Linked DNA regions of Homo sapiens: region 1 is linked to region 2. A link is a loop called in an ENCODE intact Hi-C map of the cell type or tissue named here. Cell type or tissue: chondrocyte. All regions are shown on one strand. Each heading gives the region's core, and the rest is flanking DNA. Links, peaks and the distances in the headings are about the cores only.

Region 1 (12,887 bases), core at 1-8,000, 330 kb before region 2:
ATGGGGTTTCATGTGCCTTGCTCTACTATATACTTTCTGTAACATGCCTGAAAAACTGCAGAAGAGCAGAGAGAGGAAGAAAATAATAGGGAAAGATCTCCACCCCTTTGGACCCACTACTCCTCTGATAAGAAAGAAAGGTTCAGAATTTTAGGCTTCCATGGGTCCTCTCTTCCATTACTGTTGCTACCACTACAGGCACTGGGGACTGGGATGAGGAGAATTAAAAAAATCAGAAATTAATGAACAAAAAATTTAAAAATGGGAGATTTTCCCCCACTCTCCCTGAATATTAGGATACTTCATTCCTGCTTCTTGATACAGAACTAGAGGGATTCTCCTAGAGCTCTCTCTGTCTGCATGGATCCCTGTTGGTTTCAAGCTTCCTTGATTCCATATTGGAGATACCATAAGAGAAAAGATGGTAAATCCGTTCACATTCCCAGTTCAATGGCACATCACACTCTAATCCTTTTTCCTAGTTTACCTGCTACTAGTTATTTTTCACAGGCTCTGAATAACTACTTCATGCATTTGGTTCGGGACTTACAGCTGCACATAGTGAGAAAGTCAGTGTGACAGTGCTTGGTCCATATTTCCTGAAACTGGAGCCATCTCTAGATTTTAATCACCAGCGAGCCCCTTTCCTCCACCAGTTACAACTCTTAAGTTGAGCATAATTTGCAGTTCATTCCACCTGTAATATATTATCACAAAAATGCAGTGGGGGGCTAGAGGCTGCATTGAGGAGTAAGATAAATTTCAGATGCAAAGCAGACAATTGTCATGAACTTCTCGTAACTGAGGGGTTATATATAGGGTATAGGAAGGTAGAAATTATTCGCTACATATAAGATAGCTTTGTTAGGAATTAACTCATCCTCCCCCGTTGTTTTTTCTCAGGATGCTTCATTTAGAACAGTCTTAATGTTCATTTTGACCATCATTTATGTACATAAAGTTGTCACGTATTTGAGATACTTGTTGGGAGAATTTGGGGAGTATTGCATCCTGATTCCATTCAGGACCCAGTTCTTCTGGGAATAACCCTGATTTTTATTTTACTTTTTCTTTCCTTTTCTGTTTTTCACTATCACTTTTTCAGATACCCGGCACATTTATTCTCTTCCTTATTTTATGGACAGAAAAATAAAGGCCAAAGATTCACTCGGTTCTCTCAGAAAATTATTCACAAAGCCAGGTTCTGTCCAGTGATTTTTATCATATTACTTGGAGAGAAGTGGTGGCAGATGCTGAAAATTTTGGCTTCTTATTTCCATTGAGATAACATCCCAAACTTATCCTAACCATCCATTCATCCAAAGTAGGGATAGGTGGGATAGGAGTTGGTGGGATATTGAAACCAACAGACTGGTGCAGAACAGACTCAATGAAACTGGCAGAGACTGGTGCAGAAGGGACCCAATGAACCTAAGAGCCAAGGATTTCCATCCCGGAGAGATTCTGTTTAATTTAATAAAAAGCCAAGTTAAAATAGATAATCGGGCAAACATTCGATCTGGTTATTTCTGGCCCTGCCTCTGGCTTACCCTGTCTCTATGGTTTAGTGTGTGCATGTGTGTCTGAGTGTGTCATAAACCCTTGAAATAGGTTGCAAACAAGCTTATTACAAAGCAGGCTCCTATCTCCACTTCTACCTTTTGCTATTCCCCACCCAACTCCCCTCCCAACACATTCTATACTCTAACCTTTCTGAGCTACTTGCATTTCCCCAGATGGGCTGTGTGTTCCAGTTTTTTTCCGCAATCTTTTGCACATGCTGTTCATGCTGTTTACTCTCCTGTCCCTCCTTCACCTGGCTAACTCTAAACATTGCTCAATTCCTCAAATATTTTCATACCCTCTGGAAATCATTCCCTGGCACTTCGCACCTATCTCAACAAGAGTTACATTTAATAAACAGAATTGACTAGCTCATAAAGAGGAAGTCCATCATAGGACAGCCGTCAGTGTTGTTTGAAGCATTCTGAACATTCTTCTCTCATCACATGGAATGGCAGTTTTTAGTAACTTAACATGACTCTGTTTTAACTTGAAATTATATCACAGGCTTCCAGTCCCTTATATTAAGAAGCAGATATGGGCCGAGTGCAGTGGCTCACACCTGTAATCCAAGCACTTTGGGAGGCCGAGGTGGGCAGATCACCTGTGGTCAGGAGTTCGAGACCAGCCTGGCTAACCTGGTGAAACCCCGTTTCTACTAAAAATAGAAAAAAATTAGCTGGGTGTGATGACACGTGCCTGTAATCCCAGCTACTCGGGAGGCTGAGGCAGGAGAATCACTTGAACCTGGGAGGCAGAGGTTGCAATGAGCAGAGATTGTGCCATTGCACTCCAGCTTGGGCAACGAGATTGAACCTCCATCTCAAAAAAAGAAAAAAAGAAGCAGATATTATCTTTATCTTTCCTGTGCAGAGTGACTTACTATACATGTTGAAGTGCTCTGATGGAAGGAACAGAAACCTCTGAAAGGAAGCCGTCAAAGTAGGAACTGCCAACAAAAATGTGTTATATGAGTCTACACTGTAAGTTTATAAATCTTTTCTGCATATAGTTATTGCATTGAATCCTGATAACAGCCTCCAAAAGAGGCATATCATCATTTTACAGGTGATGAAATGGGGAGTGATTGAGGATTGGGGCCTAATAAAAAGCACCTGTCTGGAAGCCATGGCACCTGATGTTTCTGAGGTGTCACAGGAATAGAGTAGAATCACGAAAAGAGAGAGAACCTCCTCGCATCCGGCAGCACACCTAACGTTCATTGGCACAGTGGCCTCATCAGCACCTCTGACGTGATCTAACTATCCCTGTCTTCTTGTTTCCTTCAAGTCCTTCTGGAATCTCCTTTCTAAGATGGGAGTAAAGATACAAAGGAAATTGTTTGAAAGGAGTTAATTGTCTTTGCTTCTGATTACCTTCAATGGGTTTTTTTCAAGGGCAATGGGTTAATTATCAAGACACTAACCACATGCTACATTCCCTGGGTGAAAGACACTTTCCTTTTAACATGATTACACTGTGTTAATGATACTGATCATTCCTAGGATACTGCTAAAATAATTGTCTATGAGCAGGTTGCTCTACAGAAATATTCATGGAGCTTAGAGCATTAAACCTCCCAATTGCATATTAAAGAAAATTTTTCAAACCATAAAATTACTTAGCAAGAAAAAAATACATTAATTTAAAAATCTATACTTAGCCAGCCCAAAACTACACTAGAAATGTTCCAGAAGTGGCAATTTAAAGAGGTAGAAAATACCACACTTCTCTATGTGCCTCCAGTACCAAATAAAACTGTTTCTATTTACTCTGCAGGGTGGACTGGTGCTTTGTAAAGTTTGGTTTCTTAACAGCAGTAAAGGGAGTTCTAATTTGGCTTTAGGTCAACATGCACAAGATTCAGTTTGCCAGAAGCGGCTACTCAGTGACTCAAGACTCTAAACACATGAGGATCTGAGACCCCCACACTAAAAATTTGGAATAAAGACAGCAGGTTCTAAACTCTGACTTCAAGTCAAGTGCTAATAGTTAATAATGAGAACGACTCAGGCAAATTCACTTTTCCCAATACATTTAAGGAAGTGGTTCTCACACTTGAGCTTGCGTAAGAATCCCCTGGAGGGCTTATTAAAACACAGATGGCTGGGCCCCACCCCAGGCTGTCTGATTCACTAGAGCTGGGGCGTAGCTCAGGCATTTGCATTTCTAACAAGTTCCAAGGTGTTGCTGATGCTGCTGGTGTCAGAGCAACATGATGAAAACTACTGATTTGTTTAATGAAGACAGTTGATGCCAAGGACATAGTCATGATTATTTACCCCAAAGAGTTTGTTTACTCCTTCATCTGGTGGTCTCCTTATCCCCCAATGGGCAGATTTCCCACTTCATTTACTTCATTTTGTGCTCCATTTTAGCCTTTTTTTTTTTTTTAAACCATTGTCTACCATATTGGCTGTATTATTGTCAGTATTCAATTAGGGTCTTTTGGACTGTAACAACAGAAAAGAGAACTCAAACTGGTTTAGAAAGTTATTAAATGGATTTATGTCTAATAAACAGAATTTACTAGCTCATAAAGAGAAAGTCCAGGATAGGGTAGCCTTCAGTGCTGTTTGATGATGTCATCAAGGACCCATGTGATTCACTTCTGTTTTTTTGCTCTGCAAGCCACAGTTTTGGCTTCACTTTAAGACTGGTTCCGCTTGTGGTTTTAGGACAGCTGCTGGTAGCAATCAAGTTTACAAGTTGCTTGCTTACAACCCTTGGAAAAGTAACTTCCTGGGGCTTTCTTCAGAATAAAGAGAAGTTTTCCAAAGCCTCTGACAGGCCTCTCATTATGTCTCATTGTCTAGAAGTAGGTCACATGCTCAAGGCCAAACCAACCACTGACCAGGAGGAGTGGTTTAGCTTTAGCCCAGTCAGGCCTACCCCTGGATTTCAGAGTGGCGTCAAATTCTCCTGCGTCCTGTGATATGCATGATACAGACCTAAATGAAACTGGCATTCTCTTGGGAAGGAAGAGTGGAGAATGGGTGCTGGATTGCAACTAACGGCATCTACTACACTTTCCAGGTAGTTATAAAAGTAGATAGTTTTAGAAAATTTAAAAGCCATAGGAAAGAAAATATTTTGTATATTTACAAGGTATGAGGTTTTCCAGGGTGAGATTTAGCAAAGTTCATAGAACAATGGAACTCAATTCTGCCACTAGTAAGTAAGTTGCAGAGTTTAGTTTCAAATACAGGTGTATTTGAGTAAAGGCTTAAGCCTCCTCTTTAAACTTCCATTGCCTCATCTTTAAAATGGTGATAATACATAGTTTTTAGGGCTGTCAGGACTGGAAAGAATGAGTGCAGGGGAACTGGCACGTAACATGGGATCAGTTGATTGTAACCATCACTGTTTGTAATAACGGTGTATGTGTGTGTGTGTGTGTGTGTGTGTGTGTGTGTTGAGAGCTAGTACAGCAATTGACAATGTTTGGATGATCTCCATTTAGGGGAACAGCAAAGATCTGGTTTATTTAAACTGTTAAGCTTGGTATCAATCCTTGGCAAAATTCTGTATCTGGCTATATAACAATGGAAAATTAAAGAATTCAGCAATGGTCAGACAATGACAAGCATCCCCTAAGAAGGGATCATACAAACAGACTTCGTTTCCTTTTTGGATACCAAGTTGGTCTATATGGAGGCCATGTTCCCCAGAGTATGGTGTGTACACTATTAGAAGCATGTGGCTGTTCATTGATGTCACTCACTGAAATTGAGTGAGCTACTGAATTGAGCTGCTATTGGGATTAAATATACCACTGAAAATTCTAATTGTCAATGACCAAAAGATTGATCCTTTGGACACCTGAATCCTTTTTAAAGAAAGGGATTTTAGAGATCTCTTATTCTTAACAATAAAGAAAGGGATTTTAGAGATCTCTTATTCTTAACAATTGGTGGGAAGATCAAATTAAAAGAAGGAGCTATAATAGTGTCATGGCTACCCTTAAAAATTATCTTGACTAAGTCAAAGATCAAAAATCTGACCTAAAACAGTTACACTCAAACTGCCCACTTTGAACTCCATTCAGGATTAACATGGAGGCTAGTCCATTTTGTAGTTTGGTGGTTAAAATTCCCATCATGGCTTGGGTTGTCTTCCTAATGAGGAATCGGTCCCTTTTGGTTTGATATTTCTGTTGACTTGAAATATCAGCTGTTTCTCTCAGCTAAAATCTGGTAATAAATTACTTGAAAAAATTTTTAAAAAGAGTCCTACTGTTAGAAGTCAGCTTAATTAAAAGCTGATAGATTTATATAAAATATAAATATATATATTTACATATAAACACATACCTATACACATGCACATTTACATATAAAATATATATACATATACATATATAAATAAATATATATACTATATATAAATATATATATACACACATACATATATAAAATTTAAGTCCTTTCTGCTTTTTCTTTTTAGATCCTGTTTTGGAAACATTTTAGTGGACTAAAACATCTTTTTCAAAAAAAGAACACATGTGCTTAATGCCTCTGTTCATTTCCTTTCTTAAAAATTGTTCTCCCATTTTACTTTTACTCTTCCTACTTCTTCTTCCTCTTTGCCATATTCAGTATTGTTTGAAAAGATCTAGAGAAGACTCAGACCCCTTTAGGAACCCGGAAAAATGTATTACTCACCCCTTTTGTGGAGGTCTTCCATTTTCCTTGTGAAGATTCAAGAGTGATGGTCTTCTTGGGTCTAAAGCTCTGCCCTCTTTTGAATTGTTACCTAATCTCTTTGGCTTTTGTGGGGGGTGCCAGAAATTACATTATATTGTGAGAAAACTAGACTTTGGTGTGTGTAATGGTTGGGTAAGAGATACAGTTTTAGAGGTGGCTGATGGAAGTTGTTTATGGTAAATGGTCATTACTACAGAGGGCTACTTGCTTCTTGCACATTTGGGTTAAAAAAAATGTGGTTTAGGGCCTGGTGCAGTGGTTCATGCCTGTAATCCCAGCATTTTGGGAGGCCTGAGTGGGCGGATCACCTGAGGTCAGGAGTTCGAGACCAGCCTGGCCAACATGGTGAATGTCAGGCCTCTGAGCCCAAGCTAAGCCATCATAACCCCTGTGACCTGCCCGTATACATCCAGATAGCCTGAAGCAACTGAAGAATCAAAAAAGAAGTGAAACAACCAGTTCTTGCCTTAACTGATGACATTCCACCATTGTGATTTGTTCCTGCCTCACCCTAACTAGTCAATCGACCTTGTGTATCCCTCCCCTGGACAATGAGTCTCATGATCTCCCCACTGTGCACCTTGTGACCCTGTCCCTGCCTGCAAGAGATAACCACCTTTAACTGTAATGTTCCACTGCCTACCCTAATCCTATAAAACTGCCCCACCCTTATCTCCCTTTGCCCACTCCTTTTTCAGATTCAGCCCACTTGCACCCAAGTGAATAAACAGCCTCGTTGCTCACACAAAGCCTGTTTGGTGGTTTCTTCACACGGACGCGCGTAACAGTGAAACCCCATCTCTACTATAAATACAAAAAATAGCCAGGTGTGGTGGCTACTTGGGAAGCTGAGGCAGGAGAATCACTTGAACCTGGGAGGTGGAGGTTGCAATGAGCCGAGATTGCACCACTGCACTCCAGCCTGGGCGACAGAGTAAGACTTTGTCTCCATCTCAAACAAACAAACAAAAAAGTGCAGTTTAGGCCCTAAGAACTGCATGCTTTCTTTTCCCTATTCACTAAAGGGCTCCACCCAAAAGCCAGTAATCTAATAGAGAAGGAAGCCAAGCAAAAAAGCCAGGATTGCTCTGGAGGTACTTAGGGAGTCTAAAGTGAGGGATTATCTCATTGATTAGTACTTTTATCATCTCAGGGGCTTTCTCTGTCTGACATGAAATTGCTTCTACCTGGTTAGTGAAAATATCTATCCACACTAGGAGGACTGGATGCCTCTTGCCTTTGGCATATGAGTGAGATCCATTTGCCACTCTTTTTCTTAGTGGCCTACTGTCCTTTGGGTTCCTGGAGGAAGAAGCTGTCAATTGAGGGGATTATTTTTCAGGCAGTTCTCACAAGCAGTAACAACTCGTTTAACCATTTGTATTAGGCTTTTACCTGAGAACAATCTCTGGGCCAGTTGATAGGTTTTATCCTTACCTAGGTGGATGGCCTGGTGAAGGCTTTAAAAAATTTTCCACTGGTTGGCAGCAGGTAGATGAAGTTTACCGTGCTCTGATTGTAGCCATCCTGAGGACTGAAGGATGTATCCCTGAGAGGTGGCCCGTTCTATTTTTGCGGGAGAGTATTGCAGTTTTATTTCTCTGATGAGGCCCTCCCAGACCAATGGGACTTCAAGTGGGTCAGAGACCTGGGGACCCCCTGGCTGCTGTTTTAGCTGCTTAGTTTGCCAGCCCATTTCCCTCAGCTATTTCATCCATCCCTCTTTGGTGGCCTTTACAATGTATCACTGCCACTTCCCATGAGAGGAAGACTGAGGATAATAGGCTGTTAATTTCCTGATGGTATTCAATAGGAGACCCATTAGCTGTGAAGAAGTTCCTCTCTTTCCAGATAGTGGCATGGGTGTCAAGGACTAGGAAAGCATATTTAGAATCAGTAGATATGTTAACTGTCTTTTCTTTGCTTAGCTTAAGTGCCCTCTTGAGGGTGATTAGTTCGGCTGGTTGTGCCTGAGGAAAGAAGTGCATTCTCAATAATATCGTTTAGAGTAACTATTGCGTAGCCTGCTTTGTGGGTTCCTTGTTCTACAAAAGAACTCCCATCTGTAAAGACAATCTAGTCTGGGTTCTCTAAGAGAGTTTCCTTGAGGTCCTCTCTTGCTGCTCAAGTTTGTGCTACTATTTGTTTGCCGTCATGCTCAAGTTTCCCAGCTTCATCTGGGAGGAAGATGACTGGATTTAGGGAGGGACAGTTTCTTAATTGGACCGTAGATCCTTCTAACAATAGAGCTTGATGCTTGAGGAGACAGTTGTCTATTAGTCTTCTAGGAGACTATTGTCTCTCAGAAGACAGTAGTCCTGCCACATTGTGCAGGGTATAAACAGTTAAGTTATTCCCCATGGTCAACTTAGTAGCCAATGGTATCAGCAAGGCTTCTGCTGCGATTGCCTGGAGGCAGGCCAGCCATCCTCTGGCTACCAAAATGTGCACCTTACTTAGGTAGCCTACAGGCTGCTGGGCTGGACTCCAGGTCTGTGTTAGGACTCCCAGTGCCATTCCCTTTCTCTCTGTTACACAAAGATTAAACGTTTTCCCTGTGGGGAGACTGAGGGCTGGTGCCTTAAGCAAGGCTTGTTTTAGTTGATCGATGGCCTTTTTAGCCTCCAGCTCCCAAGTTAGACAGTGAGTTTTAGCTGCCTGAGTCTCCTTTATTAGATGATAATAATGAAATAGCTGAGCTATTTCACTGTGCCCAGGTATCAGTAGTCTGCAGATTCCTGTAATGCTCAAGAATCCCTTCAGTTGCTTGAGGGTTCTGGGGAGGGGAAAGGAGGAGATGGGTTTAATTCTCTCTTTGCCTAATGTTGTGGTCCCCTCTGACAAGACCAGGCCTAGTTACTTCACTCAAGACAGACAGAGTTGAGTTTTGGTTTTGAAACCTTATATTCTCTGTTAGCTAGAAAATTAAGGAGAGGCTTACTGCCCTCCTGAGAGATTTCCTCAGTTGGAGCACGGAAGAGAAGTTCATTACCTATTTCAAGACCTTCACCTAAGGATAAAGGAACTCAGAGAGGTCGCTCAATAATGCCTGCCCAAACAAGTGGAAGCTGTCTTGGAATCCTTGAGGTAACACCGTTCAGGTTAATTGGGTGGTTTGGTTAGAGGGATCCTCAAATGCAAACAAATACTGGGAGTCAGGGTGTAATGGTATGCAGAAGAAGGCATGCCTTTAGGTCCAAGACTGTGAGCCATTTAGTCCCCTCAGGCATTTGGGCTAGCAGGGTATATAGATTGGGAACCACCAGGTGCATTGGAACCACAGTCTCATTAATGAGGCAGAGGTCCTGAACTAGCGTCCATTCCATGTTGGGTTTTCATACCCCTAATATCAGGGTATTACAAGGGCTGTTGCAGGGTTTGAGGAGGCCCTGCATCTTTAAGTCGTATATCATGGCTTCTAGCACTTTCCTGACCTCTGGTTTCAGGGGATATTGTTTCTGGTTAGGAAAGGAGGTGAGATCCTTAAGATGGACCCGGACTAGTATGGCTGTCCAATTTTCCCTCAAGTTGCCCAAACTTCTGGGTTAATATCAGCCTCCATTAGGGGGAGACAAAGAGTTTGCCCAGGGGACATCAGAATGGTGTTCCCCGTACGGGCCAGGATATCCTTGCCCAACAGAGGAGTTGGGCTTTAAAGCATAATTAGAAAAGCATGAGTGAACAAAAGGTCTCCCCAGCTACAACTAAGGGGTTGAGAGAAATATTGGGTTAGACGCCTTCCTGAGCTGCCCCTCATGGTCATGCTGAGATAAAAAGGGAGCCCAGATTGGAGAGAATTGAGAGACTGGCTCTAGTGTCCAAGAGGAGGTCCTTTTTCCTCCCTTCAATTTCCAGAATTACCCAAGGCCCCTGGATGGTAATGGTTGTGTAGGCCACTGGAGCCGGGAAGAGGAGTGCCGGGACCCAGAAGTCATGCTGCTGGACCATTTGGGAGATTGGTTCTAGACCCAGTAACCAGCATCCCTGGGGAGAGTCCACTCTCCAGTGGTCTCCATTGCAGATTGGACAGGGTCGGGGTGGCTTCCTCATGCCAGCTGGGCAATCCATTTTGAAATCTGTAGCAGTTAACAGGTGCACCCTGGGAATTCTGGGGTTTGTGGGCTTGCCTGGCAGCCATTAAAGCCTCCATTTCCTGTATTTCCTCTCTCTTTCCTGGGCCTCCCTGTCTCTATTATAAAAGACTGAGGTGGCTACTTTCAGGAGGTTCTTTAAAATACTGTCTGGCCCCAGGGCCTGTTTTTGTAACTTCGTCCTGATATCAGGGGCTGCCTGAGTAATACATTTATTCTTCAGGATTAGTTGTCCCTCAGACGAATCAGGAGACAGAAAGGTGTGCTTTACCCAGGCCTCGCTTAGCCTTTCCAAGAAAGCAGTGGGGTTTTCATTGAATCCCTGGTTGATCATGGACAACTTAGTATAATGGAGAGGCCCGGTCCTAGTTCTACATAAGCCTTCCATTACACGCACCTGAAAGTGTCTCCTCTTCCAGTTTTCCATTTCATTGTTGGGATTTCATTTAGGGTCATCCACGGGTACTGCTTCTCTTCCAGTTGGATAATGTTCGCCCCCTTCTCTGATGCCATATGTGATACAAAGCGCATCCCCAAATCTCTCTGCTGCTTGCAGAATGGCCTGCTTTTCAGTATCCATCAGGGTTTGATTCAGAAGTAACATAACGTCTCTCCAGGAGAGTTCAAATATTTGAGTGAAATTCTGGAAAGTCTGTATATATCTATTAGAGTCATCTGAAAACTTGCCAAGATCCAACTTAATTTGCTTTAAGTTTTGTAGGAGAAGGGGACCTGGACCTTACTGGGCCCAAATACACTGGGCATCTGTTGGAGGGGCAAGAGGGAGACTGGGGCTTATTTAGGGTAAGGATTTCTAGGAGGGGGCAAGTAAGAGGCAGAAGCTGGATAGGGAGGTTGAGGTGGATCCAGAGGAGCAGGGCTTGAGAGAGCTGGCTCCTCTGCTGGGAGTGCCTCTGGGATTTGTATCTTTAATTCCCCGGGCTTGCCCCTTGCAGCCTTCCCTGAGACGGCAAACAGGAGGGCTGGATCAATCCTACACTGTTCGCAAAGGCCTGGATTGCCTTGCAAGGTATAGAAAGTCTGCACATATGGGGCCTCAGATCATCTGTCCTCATGTCTACAGAAAAGTTCCAACTGCCAGATGGAGTTGAAATGAATGGTTCCTTCCTGGGGCCAACCCAGTCCTTCATAATTTGGCCAAACCTTTGTACAGAGGGCTATGAGGCATTTTTTCCTCCAGATTCTGAGGTTAAAGCAGTGCCAGTGGTTCCGAATACACTCCAGAGGAGTATAAGCTGGGTATGGTGAAGCGATCTGGTTGTCCATTCTGAAAGACAGGGAATAGAGGTCTCCCTCATTCCCTTCCTTCTTTCAGTGAAAACTCAGAGTGTGATGGAGCGAGAAAACAAGCATTCCCCCTTTCCCTTCCACTTATTTTATCCTCGAGCCCGGCAACCTTGGCACGTGCTGCCCATAGATACCAATGTGGTGTGTACCCATGAAGCAGGGAAGACCTAGAGAACAGGAATTAACCACCCTCCCCTATGCCTCCCTTTCTCCCTGCTGTCGACAACCTTTGAGTTCCCTGGGCCTGTTTAGCCCACGGAGCATGGCCTCCTTCCATGGGGTGGGGGGTTCAGTCGGCAGGAATTGGTCCTGGCCATTTACATCATGCCTGTTGCCTGGCTTTGGATCCCTGACCTGGTTTTTCTTTTTAGGGCCTCAGCCTGAAGCTTGGAATTGAGTTTAGGACTGAAAAGGTATTTCAGAGGCTGTTTTGTATCCGTTTAGAGTGTCTCAAATGAGCCCTGCTGAATTTGCAGTTATCAGCCAGCCTGGGCTATTCCCCCATTAACTTCCCTATCAGAAACAGTGCTGGGAAGGGCGAGCCCTCTCACTTAGAAAAGGAAAAAAAGAAAGAAAAAAAAAAGAAAAATAGAAAAACAGGTTCAGGGGCAAAAGGGGAGGTCCTGGGGGAAGAGCCCCTGGCTCAGGGCAAGTGGGTTCCATTAATCCTTGTATTCTTCCCCCAGATCAGACTGGGTTGAATTCCTTGGCCAGGAGAGGAAAAGTTCCATTGGTGTGGCGGGTGAGAAGTGCCCACCCTTCAGCCCTGTGGGGTGCCACCTACTGCTGCAGTTTTCTCCTGCTTCCAGCTCATCCCAGGCTATGGAGGTGGAGGCAGCGTGGGCCATGGCGGCACTTCTCCTCCTGCCCCCTGATGGCTGTTGGGCATGACCTTTGCATGCCGTGAACATGCCCAGGCCCCCAACCTGGGAGGGGATAGGCTAATGAGAGGTGCCTTGAGCCATGGGTGCCTGCAGCTGTCAGGGCAGGGGAGGAGATTTTACCTCTAACAACTGTTGGTCTGATTTGCACCTTTGGTGGCTGAGCCGAATAATCATTTTACTTAGTAACATTGCCACAGCCTGTAGCAAAACTCTTAACATTATAAAGGAAGAGATAAGAGCCATTTCAAACTGTGAGACAGAGAATGAGAAAAGAGATGGAGTCTGGGGATTCTGGCGGCCCGTTAGGGCAGTTAAAACTCCATGAAGGGAAACAG
Region 2 (8,000 bases), core at 1-8,000:
CGCTCTTTGGTATTTTGGTAGGCATTTATTTCCCCATTAAAGAACCATAGTAATCAACAGCTCCAACTTGTTTCTATTCTAGTGTAAGCATCTAAGTGGATGAAAGAAGACATGTTCTAAAAGGCTATGTAGCGTGACTGTACCTAATTTTATGATGAGACTTTAATCACCCTTCTTGATTTTCGTCACGATTAAACATAATGCCACATACCTATCCCCTATTGTCTTATCAAGAACATTTCTTTCCCTGATTCCTTTCCTAAGAGGTGCCTTGGACAGGCTGTGTGTCACCACGAAAGCTTGCTGCCACTCTCAAGGGCCTCTTCTATGGACTTTTTCCCTCCTGGTTTTGGTAGCCCTTCCTTTCCCTCATTCTTTCAGACATAAGGGTAGTGACAGCGCCAGTGCTACTACCCTAGGGTTGTTGTCTTTTCTAGTCCTTTATAAACAGATCTTTTGTAAATAAACCCTCCGTGCATTATCCTAATTTGAATGTGCTGTCTGATTCCTGTTAAGACCCTGACAGATTCACCCCTCCCACCAAAACAACATCCCCATTTGTGCTGTCTTACTAGGGTAACCACCAGCCACCTAGGGGTATTGAGCATTTGAAATGCGGCTAGTCCCAACTGAGATGTGCAGAAGTGTAACATTCACACTGGATTCCAAAGACTTAGTATGAAAAGAAAGAACATACATGACTTCAATCATTTTTATATTGACTACATGTTACAGTCACATTTTTGGATGTATGGGACATATTATGAAAAGATAACTTTCTCTGCTTCTTTTTTAACCTTTTGTAAGGTGCTAATATTTACTAGAAATTAGCCTGGGCAACATGGCAAAACCCCATCTCTACAAAAAACAACAACAAAAAATTAGCTAGGTGTAGTGGCACATGCCTGTAGTCCCAGCTACTCAGGAGGCTAAGGTGGGAAGATCACTTGAGCCCGGGAGGCAGAGGTTGCAGTGAGCCAAGATTGTGCCATTGCACTCCAGCCTGGGTGACAGTAGACCCCATTTCAAAAAACACAGAAAAAAATTACTAGAAATTGAAAATTATCCATGCAGCTTTTATTTGTGGCTCACATTTTGCTTCTAAAGTGCAGAGCTGCCCTACATGTCATGCAAGTGATGGTGAGAACCATGTTTCCTACATCGAGCATCTTTAATACCCACGTAAAGGAAAGACCTGTGCTCAGAAAGTGAAAGACTAAACACATGCTATGATGTCATGTTGGAGCTAGAAGGGAACTTCGAGTCCATCATTTTCCAGTCCAGGAAACTGGGGCATGTTTATAAGCATTCACGGGACTGCATGCCTTCAAAACAACTTAAAAATGGTCTTTGTTTTGTTGTCTTCCTTCTGCAAATCTGACTGAAGTACTTAGGGAAAAAATGTGAAAACACAGGAAAGTTTAAGTTAGCATTAGATCTCAACTGGTTTGTCAATATCCAATTTTAGAACACAAAAGGACATTACAGCTTGGCAGGGCTTGTCCATCCTCGTAAACGCCCAGCGCTTTACGGCATCAGAATCTAAAAAGCTCTTCACTGGTTGTCGAATCAGTTGGGATTGGTAGTTCATAAACATAAAACCATAAACCATATCCAGCAGTGAGTATTTATCTAGCAGGGCACAAATTCATGGATCCATGCAAGCCCAGAGTTAGAACCACTAGGTGCCCCTTGGAAGCTGAAAAAGTGGAAGCTGACTTCCACTTCCGTGGTCAAATAGAGCACAGAAAGGCTGCGAAGTTCCTGCATGGGGACGCAGAAATGCCTGGTAAGTTTCCTGCACCGTGGACCTTGAGCCTGCGGTGGGCCCTTGTTAGCACCCGCAGAGGTCCCAGAAAGCTGCCTCCACAGCTTGCAGGGGCTGGTAAGAAGCTCCCAAGCTACCGCCCACATGGTGAGGCAACCTGTGGAGGCAAGGAAGCCAAAAAATAAGGAACAAATAGGATTAGAACAAAAAACCACCTCATGCAGCTTCCACGGGCCACCTCCCTCCATTAGACAGCAAGGCGGTTTGTATCCCTTCCTGACCTGCTCTCCGGGGAGCGCACGAAGAGGATATAGGGTCAGGGGAGGCAAGGGAAAGAGGAAACCGCAGTTTATGAAAGGACATTTAACCTCTTTGCGAGCGTGCATGCGCGCGCGCGCACACACACACACACACACACACACACACAAAAGTACAAACAACATTAAGGAAATACACACTACATTAAAAATTGGGCATAGGGACTTGGAATCGGAGTTGAATTTTTTTTAAATTTTAATTTTGCCTTTGATTTATGCATTGGTTTTTTTTTTTTTCGTAAGAGGTTGTTCCTTTCTAGGCCCTGGAGGACTGTATCATCTTATACAAATCCAAGGGAAAACAATCAAAATAAGAAAAGAAAAGAAAACAAACAAACAAAAAACAGACTGATACGAGAAAGAGCTTTGCTCCAAGACCCGCAGCAGACAGTTGAGTAGGTAGAAGTCCAAGCTGCTGCAGAGGAATTCGGTTTGCTCCAGACAAACGGGGGCGTGGCGTGCAGCGCAGTACTGGGAACTGCTGCAAACAAAACTTCCAAGGGGACGAGGAGTAGGTTCCAGGCGATGGAAAGCAGTGGGATGGGGAAGGATAGGGCAACAGTGCCAAGAGGGGAGCAGAGCGCGGGGAACCTGGAGAGGGAGGGTCAGGGCTGCGGAGGGCTGAGCTGCGGTGGAGAGCTCTGGGGCCCCTCACCAAGCTAGTGGCGTCTTGGGTGGAAGTCAGGCCCCCAGAGATCCGGCCGGCCTTAGCTGTCACTCAGGCAACCCCGGAGCCGCCGCAGACACCGGATCCACTGGAAGGGGGCGAAGCCGCGGGGAGGAATGGGGGACACTGGGGAAGGGGCGTCGCCCCTGCCGCCCCCGCCCTCTCCAGTGCCATTGGGCGGCTGCTGCGGAGCCCGCGCCACCTTTTCTCCATCCCACCCCGCCCGTCTGGCCCCGCCTGGCCGCTGGTCCGCGCCCCGCTGCGCTCGTCCGGGGGCTGGTCCGGCCCGGGCCTTTGACGTCACCAGCAAGTTTGCTGCCCTCGGCGTCCCACGTGTGGCGGCGGCCAGCGGCGGCCCAGGAGGCAGCCGGTGAGCGCCTGCGAGCAGAGTGGCGGGGGCCGCTGACAGGTCCCGCGCAGCCCAGCCCAGCCCAGCCACGCGGCTCACAGGTGGGGTCCAAGAGCAGTTTGGAGCAACCCGGCGCTACGGAGAGGGGTGGACGGCTCTGCACGGGCCTCCTGTCTCCCGCTCGGGCAGAGGGACTCGGGGGGACCTCGCTCCTTGGCTGAGAGAACCTGAACTCGGGCGGAGAGAACGCGCCCAGGCGGGCAAGGGGACCAGAGAAAGCCGGGGCTGGAAGTCACTGTCGCTCGCCACTGTCTGGAGCGCACGGAGCGCAGAGGCCCGGCAGCCGCGCGTGCCCTCACGGGGACCGAGCCAGTGATGCAGGATCGCTGAGCGGAGATCCGCGCCGAGAAGTCTCTCGGGGCCGGGGCTGAGACGCACGCCTTCGACACCGCTGCCAAGACCCCGATTCCGGCGACTCTTGCGGGGAACCGAGGGGCCAAGGCTGCCCCAAGCTCAGGACTTGGGCGAGTCTAAGACGATGGTTTCTTAAGCACGGACCCGCGTTCCCCTTCCCGCTCCCTCGACTGGAGGCAGGGATCCTGCGCGGGGCCCCCGGGATTCCGTTTCCCCGCGGAGCCCCGGCCGCTGCCTCCCGGGACAGTTCGCACGGCCACAGGGGCGCACGGCGATGTGGCCTCCGTCCAGCGCGCTGGCCCGCCGGGGGGATGCTCTGGCACCTGTCGGGGTCCAGGCCTAGCATGGCCGGCGCGTTGCCCGACGTCGCCTCCGGCTAGGATGGCCCCTCCGGGCCCGGCCAGTGCCCTCTCCACCTCGGCCGAGCCGCTGTCCCGCAGCATCTTCCGGAAGTTCTTGCTGATGCTCTGCTCCCTGCTCACGTCCCTTTACGTCTTCTACTGCCTGGCCGAGCGCTGCCAGACCCTGTCCGGCCCCGTCGTGGGGCTGTCCGGCGGCGGCGAGGAGGCGGGGGCCCCTGGTGGCGGCGTCCTGGCCGGAGGCCCGAGGGAGCTGGCGGTGTGGCCGGCGGCGGCACAGAGAAAGCGCCTCCTGCAACTGCCGCAGTGGCGGAGGCGCCGGCCGCCCGCGCCCCGCGACGACGGCGAGGAGGCGGCCTGGGAAGAAGAGTCCCCTGGCCTGTCAGGGGGTCCGGGCGGCTCCGGGGCCGGAAGCACCGTGGCCGAGGCCCCGCCGGGGACCCTGGCGCTGCTCCTGGACGAAGGCAGCAAGCAGCTGCCGCAGGCCATCATCATCGGAGTGAAGAAGGGCGGCACGCGGGCGCTGCTGGAGTTCCTGCGCGTGCACCCCGACGTGCGCGCCGTGGGCGCCGAGCCCCACTTCTTCGACCGCAGCTACGACAAGGGCCTCGCCTGGTACCGGTGAGCGGGGCGGGCCCGGGCTGGGGCTGAAGGATCCGGGGGTCCTGGGCTGGGAAAGACGTGGAGGAGCCCTCGGTGACCCCCAGTTCGCCCTCCTCCCCACTTCATGCAGAAGGCGAAGGGTCGTCAAGGGTCTTTCTTCCCTCTCCGCCTTCTCCTTCCTGGGAAGTGGATGTTGAAGGAGAGAGTGGGAGGGAAATTCTGGCCTTCATAATTTTCATCCTTGGGAATCCCTTGCCAGCAAATAGCCAGTCTGGTCTCTTTCTCCTGCTCTGCGAAAGTATTCATGTATTTAACTAAAGGAAAAAAAAAAAGTCTCTTCTAAATTAGAAACCTGTTCAACAATTAATAGATTGCCTTCTCCTTCCCAAGGAAGCCCGTTTTCATTCTTTATCTTTTGGAAAGTTCTTTGTGGTTAACACAGTCTTTACCATCAGGTATTTATTTACCTTGACCTTTTGCCAGATAGTTGTCCTAGGTGGGAAGTAATATAGAGACTTAGTAAAAGTGTCAAGAACCAGAGAATCTGGGTAGTTTGGAAAATATATGTCTGTCTGAGCAAGGGAAAGCAACCAGGCACTGTATTTTAAAGGACGCTTGGCAATAACTTTTGTTTGAGGGCAAGGAATGAGTTTTGTAAAGTGCTTTTGATATTTGCAGGGAAAAGTAACTTTTGTCTTTTGACTGACAGAAACTTTTCTAAAGATCTTCAATCCTCTTTACAAATAAGGTAGCCAATTAAAAGAAGAAGACAACAGAGAGAAAAATACATTGGCACAACTTTGCCAATACAGTTTAGGAAATAAGTCTGGCTTAGATCTTAATCTTAAATTTGCCAGTCTCTTCAAATTCAGACCACCTTTAATAATAAAATCAGCCAGATTCTAATAAAGCTAGTGTCGCCTGGATTTTGTTTGCCATAATATATTGGCTTTTTTTTTCTTTCTTCAAAGTACCAGTAAAAATTATGTTGCTAGAATTTTCCATTTTATAAAGTTTATCTTGTTCATAAAAGATGCATTCTCTTTGTTATTTTAACTGAAACAGTTACAAAAATTACAACATAATTTAGGTATTTTCAAAAAGCCCATTAAATTAATCATTCATCCCCAACACAGAAATGGATATGATTTGACAAGTTTATTTACTTGAGGGGCCAATTGCAGTCTCAGATTGATTTCAGGAGCCGAATTTACAGTCAATCCACTCAGAGAGAAAAGATTTGGCCCTAAAAATAGAATTTGAACATTAAACACTTTTAAAACAGTAACTTTCCATTTGTTGGAAAGAAAAAACAAACAACCTTCCCTTAATATAGATGATATATCATTTAAAATCATCAGCCACTTAAAATATCCCCTTGTGTTTCTGTCATTTATGTTGTATCCTCTGGGAAGTTCTTATAAAAATGACCTGTTGAATCTGGAAACAACAGGTCCTTCTTTTTAGCACAAAGGCAGCTCTGTTTTTTCCATCAAGGACACGAGAAAGAAGTGATTAAAGACCCCTAAAACTCTTATCTATAGCAGTTTGCATTGAATTCGGCCTCGTACTGTGCTGTAAGCGAACACATTTCAAGCTGACTGTCTGAAACATCTAACACTATGTTGGGCTCTGAGGTGCTATTAAATATGGTGAAATATTTAGTACTAAAACCCTTTATTTTCCTTTTGCCATATAAACTTTATTTCCACAAAGTAGGATTGTTTCTTCTTATTCCAGAAATGAGTATTTGAGGGCACGGTGTATCTGCAGACCTGGATCTTATTTTCCATGGACCTTTCTGAGCTCCTGTAAGGGGAGGAAGGTTTCAAGGTAACTAGAAACACAAGTAGTTTTTTAAAAAAAAGAAAGAAAGAAAAAAAAAGAGTCATAAACTTGTAGGCCACTCTTTCCTTTGGAAACTGAATGCATGCTATAAAGTAAATCTCTTCTTGGATTGTTTACTGCAGCAGAAGAGTTTTGTAAAGCAATTTATGGTGGTCACAAAAATAACTGCACAGTAGACTTCACGGTTTGCTGAATTTAATTTTCTAAGTGTTGGAGCAATGTCTTTGTTTTCCCATTTGCAGTGGTTTTTTATTGGATGCATAAATTTACGTTTAACTCAATTACATAGGAAACTTATTTTAAAAAAATCCAACCTATGGAGCCTGGATTATGTGATTATTTAATGAAATTTCCCCACAGTTCTCTTTCATCTTGGCTCTGAACTTGGAGTTTGATGTTTGTGAGCAAGACTGAAGGCTCGTCTATGAAAAAAAAATCTCCCACCCAGAATGCCACTTAAATATTAAGTGCATTTTAGCTACTTATATTTAGCTAATAGTTTAGAACAGGGGATTCAGTTAGACCTGCATGAGTCAGCCCAAACTTTGCAATACAGGATTTGTACCACACACTTATGACCACACTATCACAGACACACACACGAACAGAAATAAATTCCAGATATTTGCACCCAGCAGTGAATTATGGAAGAGAAAAACCTATATAATTATTTTTAGGTGTACATTGACACGGGAGAATCCTAAAAGGTCTAGCCTTTTTTTGCCCAGTGAAATCACTCAGTTAGCCATGATAGTTTGTGGTGGCAGTGCCACCTACTGTCCTCACAAAGGGACAAATCTGCTGCAATTAGCAAGTTTGAAGAAAGTGTCTTGGAGAATGAGTTTGTCAGTTAGAAATACCTGTTGCTGAACTTTTTCAGTCAATTACTCTCACTGGGAAGAAAATAAAATACTTTATGAAGTTTTTTCCAAGAGTGAAGTAATAAACACTTCCTTCATTTGAGCACATTTGTAGTAAAGATAAAGAAAATATTTATTATTCAAAATCTCTAGAAAGAAAATTATTCTCACTAATTTAAATGTCCTAATAGACTTTCTCTAAAATAAATAAAACAAAGGCAAATTTTTATATGCTGAGAAACTCGACCCTGGTGGAGTTTAAAAAAAAACACTCCTCATTACTTAATTTAGCAGACATGATATCACTAAAACAAATGTCTGTGGCTTGCATGTCACGGTAAAGCAGTCCCTTGCAATGAATAGTGTCCATTTCTCTTGTATGTATGGTGGCTTCATAAAGGAAAGGAAAAAGTTTCCTTAGCTTCAAAACATTGAGATCTTTGCTGGAAGTCAGGACCGAATACCTCTACTGTAGTTCAAGAGCAGGCGAGCTTAGAATTTAATAAGGAGGCTCTCTTCTGCTTGTTTCTGTCTGTACCAACTAAAAGGTATGTCTCTTTTTTCTTGTAAGCTAAAAGATACTTATTAATAAAGTAGTTAAATATGTGTGTACACATACACATACATATGTATGTATATAAATGTTTAGATTCAATAATATTTCAGTCTATTATTTTGGTACAAGATAGGAAATATTTATTATCCAGTCTCTTACACTAGCATGTCTATTTCTTATATTTCAGTTTCTTTTCTTTAGCCAAATCTGGACAATTTCAGCAGAGAAGGACATCACTAGAATCATTTTATTCTAGAGC

The links. Hi-C counts contacts between places; a loop is a spot of excess contacts. Peaks named below come from ENCODE experiments on the same cell type or tissue, not always from the same donor. Only the 100,000 strongest peaks of a DNase experiment are listed, where the experiment ranks them.
Region 1: it touches region 2 in a loop (2.9-fold over the local background); 5 of 110 quality-filtered maps call a loop at or near these places.

The regions. Positions count from the first base shown.
Region 1 is chr17:13,922,735-13,935,621 of GRCh38, reverse strand. No RefSeq gene overlaps it. Among named protein-coding and RNA genes, the nearest start is that of COX10-DT, 140 kb to the left of the region's middle. RefSeq lists enhancers at 12,052-12,584, 12,585-12,887. In chondrocyte, for the core only: no CTCF peak of the experiment used is centred there; no DNase peak of the experiment used is centred there.
Region 2 is chr17:13,597,026-13,605,025 of GRCh38, reverse strand. HS3ST3A1 (heparan sulfate-glucosamine 3-sulfotransferase 3A1) reads left to right here and starts at 3,097. Exons shown (of 2, transcript NM_006042.3): 1 at 3,097-4,495. The coding sequence starts at 3,897. RefSeq lists a silencer at 2,380-2,674 and an enhancer at 3,523-4,143. In chondrocyte, for the core only: CTCF peaks have their summits at 2,633, 3,979, 6,899, 7,103 (motif pointing left) and 1 weaker place; DNase peaks (open chromatin) are centred at 2,554, 3,125, 3,915 and 4,446.